Linked DNA regions of Mus musculus: region 1 is linked to region 2. Evidence: chromatin contacts called from ENCODE Hi-C data. All regions are on one chromosome and are shown on one strand. The core of a region is the stretch at or near the end of the contact, and the rest is flanking DNA. Distances in the headings are between cores, read along the strand shown.

Region 1 (5,156 bases), core at 104-2,603, 100 kb after region 2:
ATTTTATCACAACATGCACTCATGCTCAGACTCCTTCTTTGGTTCCCAGCCCATCCTCTTGGGTTTTCTCAGTCAGTGGCTCGTGGCCTGTGGCCTTGTGGCTAGTAGTCGTTCATTGCCTCTCAGACTGTGTCTTTTCCAGTGGGCTGCTCAGTCTCTCAGAGAGGATGCATGACACCCTTGCTCTCTCCTTCCTCCCGCATCGTAGGAAGAAGCTAGGTCTGGGAGAGCATGAGGACTGAGCCGAGGAGATAAACCAGGGCTCAGACACTCCAGGCTCTCATCCCAGGCTCCTCCTAATCCTGCGACTGCACCATAGAGTTATCTACAGTAGACAAAGTGGGTCCCTAGACTCAGCAGTGGCCTGGGACTGTCTAGGTCTTGGTTTGTTTCTTTGTATATACATAATGAACATGTTTGAAGCACAGGTTTCTGTTTTGTTTTGTTTTGTTTTTTTGGTTTGGTGGGGGTTTTTTGGGTTGTTTTTGTTTTTGTTTTGTTTTTGTTTTGTTTTTGTTTTTGTTTTTGTTTTTCGAGACAGGGTTTCTCTTTATAGCCCTGGCTGTCCTGGAACTCATTTTGTAGACCAGGCTAGCCTTGAACTCAGAAATCTGCCTTCCTCTGCCTCCTGAGTGCTGGAATTAAAGGCGTGCACCACCACGCCTGGCCTGAAGCACACTTTTTAATTCTTTACAAGCAGAAGCTTAGCAACAAACAAAAGTATATCTTAAAAGCTAACGTATCTGTAGATTTCAGGTAATAAAGGGATAGAGAACAGAGGGGAGAGAAATAAACCCAGGCCAGAACTGAAAATAGCTGGTACATAATATTAAAATCTTTGCAAGGCAATTAGGCAGGAATGAGACTCGGTCCTCTGAGCAGGTCACAGATGGGCTTCCTTGGGCCACACATTCTATGAGTAGGTTTTATATAGAAAGCTCCATGTGTCCCCATGGGCATTGCCTTCCTGGAATGTCCAGGCTTCACAGTGGTTTCTCTTTTCTGAGCAGTTACGCAGATGTTCGAGTGGAAAGGAGACAGGAGCTGGCTCTGGAAGACCCACCCACAGAGGCCATGCACCCCTCTGCAGTGAAGGTGAGTTCATCCCTGCTAGAGGGAAGGGCTAAGCAGTGGCACCTCCCATGGGTGGTGCCATCTATCCCATTCTGATAGATACCAGGCTAGCAAGGATGGATTCATCTGGACTAAGCCCTCGCTGGAGACCCATAGCTCTCCCGATAGCTTGTGGGTGTTTGCTCATTTGCCTTCCAGGATGGTCCCGTGAGGTAGATGCTGTGTGCTCTCTCCCTTCCCTCCGATGAGCATGGAAGCATGGGTACTCAAGGACAGGCTTGTAAAAAGCTGGCTCAAAAACAGCCTCTGGACTCAAGGAATGGCTTGGCAACTTCCCAGCCTTCCAATGATGGCTATAAAAAGCCACAGATAAAGTGCCAGAGAGCAATTCCATCACCCACTAGAGTGTGGAACAATCCAAGGCCTACATCCCTCTCTTAGACTAAGCTTTATTGTATTGCTTCCAATTATTAGCCTGTGCCCCCTGCACTCCCCAGCTTTGATCTTGCTTTATGGTACTAGGAGTGCAATCCATGTGAAGCTACCGCCCCATCCCTCCCTGTAGTTTCTGACTAGGTGTCACAAGATTTTAGTTAGTAGCCACCTTAGCATCAGCTTTGTCAGGAATGCCGATGTAAAAAGGATCCTTCAGTCCACCAATCCCACCACCTCCTTCCTTTCTCTACCCTGAGTTCTCTGGTCCCATCTGTCCAGACTTTTCCTCACACAGTGCCAAGAAACTATGAAGGCCAGAGCCTTGGGTCTCAAAGGTCATTTATACAACAAGTAGAAACATTATAAGATTAAAAAAAAAGAAGAAGAAGAAAAGAAAGAAAGCTAAGAATGTCCTATGCTAAGAAATTATCAGCTAGATGAGCCTGCGTTCTTTCAAGAAAGCAAGTGCTGCCAGTCAATCTATGAAATAAGGATTTCTTTTCATCAATTGTGGATAAACCCTTTTTTGGGGGATATGTTGAAAGCTGGGTGAATGCTTGGCAGCAGAGTCGTTCAAGTTCTAGGGTGTCCAGAAACTTAGATTCCGGAATCTGACCAGAGGCTTTGCAGCAGCCTGCCAGCCTATCTGTGATCAATAGAAACATCTGTCATCCCTTGTGGATGAAATTGGGAGGAAGGAAAAATCACCCTCAAGGATCAGAGAGCCCTGTCTACAGAGGCTCACCTGATCTCTGTAAGTGTTCCCCACCCATCCTTACCTGAATGGCTGCCATCACTTAGTGAAATGTCTGCTTCCCACATCACACTCTGTCACAGTGTCGGGTCAGAGAATGGAATTCAGCTAGCGTTAGACAGGTGTTAGACACACCATACATCAACCACAGAGTAATATAATATGTACCCATCAGCGAAACAGAAATGTGTCTCTCTCTCGGGTTTCTGTGTGAAAAGGTAACACCTCCTTTTGAAGTGAAACCTCTATGATGTTGCCTCTCACTCTGTGGTGATCTTGTCTGAGGGACATTTAATGCTCCACTGACTGACATGTCTGTGAAATGCAGATTCCATTGTTGGCTGTGATATTCCATGCTAGCAGTGCCTGTGAATGAATGCCCCTCCGTGTGCATGCTCACTCCTGGGGCCAATTCTCTTGGCTGATCAGGAATATGTGATTCACTGTGGTATGGTGCAGTGACCCTTGGACCAGCCTTATCTAAGGAGATTGTCACTAAGCAAATGACATTTCCCACCACACATACAGGTGCATCCTGCCATCCTGTTTGACAGAAAAGATTGTAGGTCACATATCAGTCATGCCGGTCCTCTTTATGGGGGGCACGCACACACACACAGACATACACATGCATGCACATACATGTATACACACATACACACGTGCATATTCACACTCACATACACACACATGTATACACACTCACACACATACACATATTTACACTCACATAGATGTGCGCACGTGTGCATGCATACACACACACACACACAAACATACACATCATGGTAGCAACCGATCTAAAGTCAGAACAACACATGGACTCACATATGTGAAACTGAATACCCAAGTCAGTGGGTGGTCATTACACAATGGGTGCGGTAATTTCTCCCTTCTGGGTTGCCACAGGACTTAGGGGAATAAACACTGTGTTTTCTTCTTTGGCTTAAAAAAAAAATCATAACCTATTTGCATACACTATGACTCTTACGCCATAAAGGTTTGTAGCCTGTCCATCAAAGCTGCTTTCTCTCCCGTCATATCTTGTTTGGAGTAGACACGACCTGGAAGCCAGGACCAGATAAGAGTCAGATATCAAACAATGAGAGACCATAGCTTTTTACCCATGCAGAGAGCAAGTGTGCACGGCAGCAAAGGAAGAACCCTGTGATGGCCCAGTGCCCTGTATCTCATCGCCATGTTAACAAGCCATCACTAATGGTAGCCCTACTGCATTCTGATCTCTCATTTCAGAAAACTACAATACTTGTCAATGAGATAACTGTTTTAAGGAACAAATAAAATGTAAGGTCAGTGGAGGGAATATAAAAAAATCAAAATAAAAGAGAAAGAAGGTGCAAATAAAAGTGGTTTGTAAGACAAAGCCTCTTGGTGATGGTACAACACATGAGTATCTATCTACTGTACCCAAATGTATCTAGAAAGATTCCTAAGATGATAGAGCATTTCTCCCACTTTCTTCCAAATTCTTCTATGTACTAGAACTAAGGTCACATTTTCCACTCATTCATGGAATCTTAATGCTGAAGCTTATTTTTATTTGTGTGTCTGTTTGTCTATCTGCTCGCACGAGCTCATATGCACATGTGTGTGTTTCAGGAAAAGGACTCAAGCCTAGAGCCTCCACAGCCCTTTAATGCACTTGACATGGGCGCCTCAGGTCTTCCCAGCAGCCCTTCTCCATCAGCCTCCTCAAGGAGTTCCCACAAGTCCTCACACACAGCCATGTCAGAACCCACCTGTGAGTACCATTCCATGGACGGGTAAATATGGGGCCATCAGACCAGGGGCACAGAGTCACACAGAGTCCCAGACTGAGTTGGGTCAGGCCACCTTTACCCAGAATGCACAGGGTGTAAAACAAAACAAAACAAAAACACCATGACCAAAAAGTCAACTGTGGAGGAGGGGGTTTATTTCCTATTACAGTTGTAGTGTGTCATCCAGGGACATCATCAGGGCAGACACTCAAAGCAGCACCTGATGTGGAAGCTGTGGAGGAAGAGTGCTGCTGACTGGCTTGTTCCTTGTGGCTTGTTCAGCCTGCCATCCAGGACCACCAGCCCAGGGGTGGCCCCCACCTACATCACATCATCAATCAAGAAAATGTACCACAGGTTTGCCCATAGGCCAATCTGGTGGAGGCATTTTCTCAATTGATGTTCCCGCTTCTAAAATGACTCTAGCCTATGTCAAGTTGTGGTAAGAGCTAGGCCAGGACACTGTTCCCTGTCTGTGTTCTGAGCATGACAGAGTGGGTGACATTCAGGTCAGACTATGTGAGGTGTTTGAACAGGGTGGTGGTTGGACCAAATGATAGAAATGGAGCATTAGGACAACTTGTATGTCCCCTGCCTGCTTCCTGGTTGGGCGTTTATGGTTTGGCTTAAGCTCTGCATAGAGATCTCAACCTCAGGCCTTTGTCTTTTCTTCCGCTGAGGTAGCTGGGAAGTGTCTGTGAATCAGAAAAACCATCTCTCCTTTTCTTACAGCCACTCCAACCAAGCTGATGGCTGAGAACAGCACCACAGCTTTGCCAAGACCGGCCACCCTACCCCAGGAGTTACCAGTGCAGGGGCTCAGCCAGGCAGCCACAATGCCGGTGTGTGGGGGACCACATCTTCTCAGTGGGGGGAGTGCTGCCCTGTGACGTGGGACATGGGAACACACTGAGTCTTCTCGGAGAATAGGTTCTACTTTGGGATGGAGGTGACCAGAGGGGTAGGCAGGGAGGGCAGGTATTGCAGGCAGGGGTCGTGACGTCACTGCATTTGCTTAGCAACTAATGTTAGACATCTTACCACAAAATGAGCATGGATATGTACTTGAAGAATACAGAATTCAAGTGATTTTAAGAATAGTACTCGGTGCT
Region 2 (5,056 bases), core at 2,276-4,775:
TACATGCACACCTACCATGAGCATGCACACACACATACACATACATACACATATGTATATACACATACACACATACTATGTGTATGTGCATACACACACACACACACACACACACACACACACACACACATATAAATACAAACTCTGCTACCAGTTCAGTTCAAGAAGCCAGGTACTTCAGCACGTATAATCTGGCACAAAAGGCCCTGAAGTTCCCAGAAGATCTGTGGATGTTGAGTCTAATAACAACTGAGTCCTTCATTCATGGATGCTAGCAGGAACCATAGGCACATTTACTTGGAGAGCCACCAGCCCACATTTGGAACCCCCGACACTGCCCTACACGAATCTTCTCCAGAACATGGACAAAGCGAAATTGTCATCCATTACTTTTGGTGAGGGTGACAGCTGAGATCAGCCCTCACAAGTACTCCCCATGAAGTCTTCACTGTCACTGTCTTACCATAAAAGCCTCAGGCCATCTGACTCAGACCTTCCATTCACAACACTGCCTACATTGAAAACCATGGCAGGAGCCCCTAAAGGAAATAAAGTTCTCCTGCCCTATCTTTGCCAAATACTGCTCCTCTCTCTCAGTCTTCTGCTTCAACAGCCACCGAGAGGAGCTCAGAGGTTCCAAGACACACCCTTGCTGGTATTAATTACTATAATTACCTTCCTGAGTAGCGAAAGCATTGGCCGGACTAAAATCTGGCTGGGTGGGTATCTCTTTCTGGTTGTCTGTGTGTCCTCTATCTTTAAAGAGAGTAGCCAGGGTAGATGGGGCTGGGAGAACTGAGAGTGTTGAACGAGGAGCTGTTCTGAAGAAGTCAGTGGAGGGCTCCCAGAACTGAGCATAAAAATTAATTACAGAAAAGAAATACATCATTAATGTCAGAGCTCACAATAGGTCCCAGTGTGACTATTATGTGAAATTAATTACTCCCTACTCTACTTTCCAAAAATCATCTTCTCCGCACTATGAAAATAGTCCTAATTACTGGCATCGGCTGCTTTAAGTCATTAAGGGCCATCACTTCACACGACGCCCGTGCTCGTTCTGCAGTTGTGCTTGTGTTTAAATATAGCAGCCCTGGTCTCTGTGAAGATCTTCCCAAAACACTTACATATTTCGTTTAAAAGAAAATGTCAAATTGCAAGATCAGGGTCTTAGGGAAAATCAGGTATTAAGAATCAAATAATAACATCAATTTGTTTACTCGGAAAGACTATCTAAGAATAGAAAGCCGGTCGCGTCTCTGCAGGTGAGAGTGTCTCTGAAGGTGAGATCCTTCTTGCAATTGGGCCCTGGACCTGGAAAATGAAGATGGGGGGAAGCAAGCAGAGCCCAGAGCTCTCTCAGCAGCTTGCTGACCTCCTCAATGCCGAGACCCCTTAACGTAGTTCCTTGTGTCACTATGATATAAACGTATCCCGTTGCTTCTTCATAACTGTAATTTTGCTGTTATGGATTTTAATGTAACTATCTGATATGTAACGCCCACAAGAGGTCACAACCCCACAGGTTGAGACCCACTGGCTTATCGGCTGGTGGGGATGAGGGAACATTAAATGGACAACTGTAGAATGTTACCTGTGGCGAGAAGCTTGATCCTGTCTGGGGCAGAGGAAGTAACATGTAAGCTGAGACTTGAGTTGTGGAGAGGGGCAAGAAGACTTTTGCCAGCAGAAAAGAAAACATGTTTATAATCCTTCCAAGGTCTGGAGGGACAAGTCACTGGTTATGAGCTCCTCCGAGGGACCCAGTTCAGTTCCTAGTTACCATGTACCTAGTACCCAGCTCACAACGGTCTGTTAGGTCCAGCTCTAGGGGATCTGACTCCCTCTTCTGGTCTGAAATGTTACCTGCACTCAGTACACAAACCACATACACATGCTTTAAAAAAAAAAACAACTTAAAATAGTTGTTATCAAAGAAAGAAAAAGTGACATAAGGGACAGTTGAGTTATAGGAGTCTGATGTCCCTTTCAGTGATTTGTGCCAAAGATGTTTTGGGTCAGTGGCCAAGGTCAGCTGGTCGGGGGAACATTTTTTGTTCTGAATTCTTTCATGTTTAAGGAACCAAGAACAGGACAACTTACTTCTTTCTACCCTCCACGGGAACCCCCGGTATGTAGGATCACATTTACCTTATGGTTTCCATTCAGGTCCGTGTCACTGATTTTCATTAAACCATCTGACATTAGATCCCACTGATGGTGCCTAAGGGCAGGCAGCTAGCCTGTGTGTCTGCGCATGGTTCTCAAAATGGAAAGCTAAATTAGGACAGGATTTGCTTCTGACCTCAGATCCCACTGGGATGTTCCATCGTGTCCCTAGGAGATCCAACGTCCAGCATCTACCTTGTATTCTGTTATCTTGTCTTCAGTCTCTTCATGACCTAAACAGTTGGAAGAGTAACCAGTCATTGCTTCATAGGGTGGCTTTTGCTTGGGGTTTGTCTGTTGTGCGCTGCTGAGTTAGAGTGGATTAAAGTCCTTGCGGCAGGAATATCAGAAGGCTGTAGTGTATTCAAAGACCATGTACTTGGCTGGTGCCCTGGCTGGAGGTGATAATTTTGCTCACCGGACTGAAGCAGTATCTGCCAAGTTTTCCCGTGGAACTCCTCTCCTGATGCGTCAAAGGCTATATAAAGACACTATTTCTCACTTAACCTTGTCACTAGCTAGTATCCTTTGATACTTCTTATTTGAAGCACCATGACTATAGTGATTGCCCAATGGTCAATTTCTAATCCCATCTTCCTCTCACGTGTTTCATAAACTGGAAGTCCACTTGAAGAATGAGTTCAGTGTCTACCATAACCATCCATCCATCCATCCATCCATCTATCTACTTCTTTAAGTCACTGTGTATGGATGGATCCCTGTGTTGTTCTGTAAGTTATAATTACAGCTTTGATGCTCTGCTTGCCCCTTCCTTGGACAGTAAGAATCCTTCTCAGCTGACTTCTGATTCATCCTTGTTGCTCTTTGAACCTATACAGTTTTCTCTAATCTATCCTTGCTCCAGCCCTTGAGCCTGCCTGGCTCCCTTCAGCAAAGAGTTGTATACCTGAGGATGCTGAGCTAGAGGGTAGCTAGCCAGGGAGGTATTTCAAATATTTGACTGTTGCTGCCTCGGAGGATTTGTTGAAGACAGAAACAGACTCCTAGGAAGCTTGGCTAGGGTGCAGGACTGAAGCTAGGGCTGAGAGTGATGGTGTAGGAGAAAAATGCAGACGCCTGTAAGGTAGGTAGAAAGCTAAAAAACCAGCAGAGCAGTGATGGGTGGAAAACAGCAGTGGGGTGTGGAGACAAGAGATACAGAGAAGGAAGGAGCAGGTTTTGACAGGAGTGATTCAGATTTCTAGTTTGGGCCTGTGATCCTTGCAGGTAGCCAGGTCATGATGGGAGGGGCAGTGGGCACAGGAACCTGGGCTTTTGCTTATTGTGAAGAAGGACCAAGCCTTCTTGCCCCCAGGTTTTAAATCAGCTCCTCCTGAATAGCGAGTGCTGCAGAGTTGTACTCCCTTTGCTTTCTTTATTCAGTACTTGGCAAATACTTGGCATTTCACAGCAGATTTTAAAGCCCCGGGGCCTATTTTCTGGCTGTAGCCCTTGATGTGTTTATCAGGAAAGAGGAATATAAATAGATTAGTTTCTGGTAGCATCCTGTGGTTACCTAACTCCAGTACACTTGGGAAGGCATCGAGCTGCATTTGTCACATTTCATATGTGTGTTCGGTGACCTCTGCAGGTGCTAAGAACACATGCATACGTGTATTCATACGTAGCATTAAAACTGTTTGCTATCAAAGGTACATAACAAAATTAAGACTAGTGGAGTTATTAGAATCAGACTCAGGAGTGACTGGAGAGATGGTTCAGCCGTTAAGAGCACTAACTGATCTTCCAGAGGACCTATTTTTGATTCCCAGCATCTACATGGTGGCTTACAACCTTCTGTAACTACAGAAGGCACTGTGTACATGGTACACAGCCATATAGGTGTGGGTAGAACCACTCATAACCACACAATGAAAGTAAATACAAATCTTTGAAAAGTAAAACATGCCAAAGGCTAGAAGGATGGCTCAGTAATCAAGAGCACTTACTGTTTTTCCAAAGGACGCAAGCCCTGTCTCCAGCGCCCACTGCAGGTGGCTCACAGCAGCTCTGTAACCCCATCTTTAGAAGATTCAACGCCCCCTTCTGGCTCCCCTGAGCACTGCACTCATGTGCACAAATACACAAAGACATGCACATATGCATACATTCAAAAAAGAGTCTTCAGTGGGCTGAAGAGATGACTCAAGAGTCAAGAGTATCTGCTAGTGTGGCAGGGGACCTGGATTCAATTCCTAGCACCCACATGATAGCTCACAAGCCTCCCTAACTCCAGTTCTCCAGTTCTGGGATATTCAGCTGACCTCCATGGCCACCACACCTGCATGTGGTGCCCCTACATACATGTAAGCAAGCAAAGCAGTAATAACCAGACAATAACATAAATAAATCTAACAAAACTATTTTTAAAATCTCCAAACAGGGATCTCTTGTCAACCACTGTACATAAAAATATATTAATTAAAGTCCATAACAGATACTACCACCACCGCATTTTCACAACTCAGTGGACAGACAGAAGGATTCACCTCAATCCAGGAAGGTGCTATGGCTTGAATATGTTAGAATGTGCCCCCCCACACACACACAGTACTGTATGCTAGAATACAGTAGAGTAATGTTGTTGTAGAACCTTTAGGAAGTCACATACAGTGGAAGGTGGTTGGGTCATGGTGACGTTATCCTTGGAGGAAATTCATGATGGCCTCAAGGAGAGACTCAGCTCTTCCAAGAGTCGGTTGCCTTTTCTTTTTAAACCAAAGTTACCTCTCACGCTTAGTTTCATCTGCAGACAAATGGTTCATTTTTCTGCTCGTCATTCATACCGCGACCTAGCTGGGAATAGTTCATTAGATGCTGAATAGATGGGGCCACCTAACCTTGGACTTTCAGATTCCAAAACTCAGCTGAATAACTCTCTCTTCTT

What was found. A loop is a pair of places that touch in the nucleus more often than their neighbours do.
Region 1: a loop to region 2 is called in a map of mouse trophoblast stem cell, with 2.1 times the contacts of the local background. The contact joins two enhancer-like sites. A Hi-C loop is called at or near these places in 10 of 37 maps with a recorded cell type or tissue (T-helper 17 cell, adrenal gland, gastrocnemius and 3 more).

The regions. Positions count from the first base shown.
Region 1 is chr1:39,329,927-39,335,082 of GRCm38, forward strand. It overlaps Npas2 (neuronal PAS domain protein 2), which reads left to right. Exons shown (of 21, transcript NM_008719.2): 12 at 1,011-1,095; 13 at 3,884-4,025; 14 at 4,777-4,886. Among named protein-coding and RNA genes, the nearest start is that of Rpl31, 35 kb to the right of the region's middle. Within about 2 kb of position 1,354, at least 1 of the 3 ENCODE cell types and tissues checked has a DNase peak (open chromatin) inside an H3K27ac peak, as active enhancers do.
Region 2 is chr1:39,226,028-39,231,083 of GRCm38, forward strand. All of the region lies in intron 1 of Npas2 (neuronal PAS domain protein 2), which reads left to right. Among named protein-coding and RNA genes, the nearest start is that of Npas2, 34 kb to the left of the region's middle. Within about 2 kb of position 3,526, at least 1 of the 3 ENCODE cell types and tissues checked has a DNase peak (open chromatin) inside an H3K27ac peak, as active enhancers do.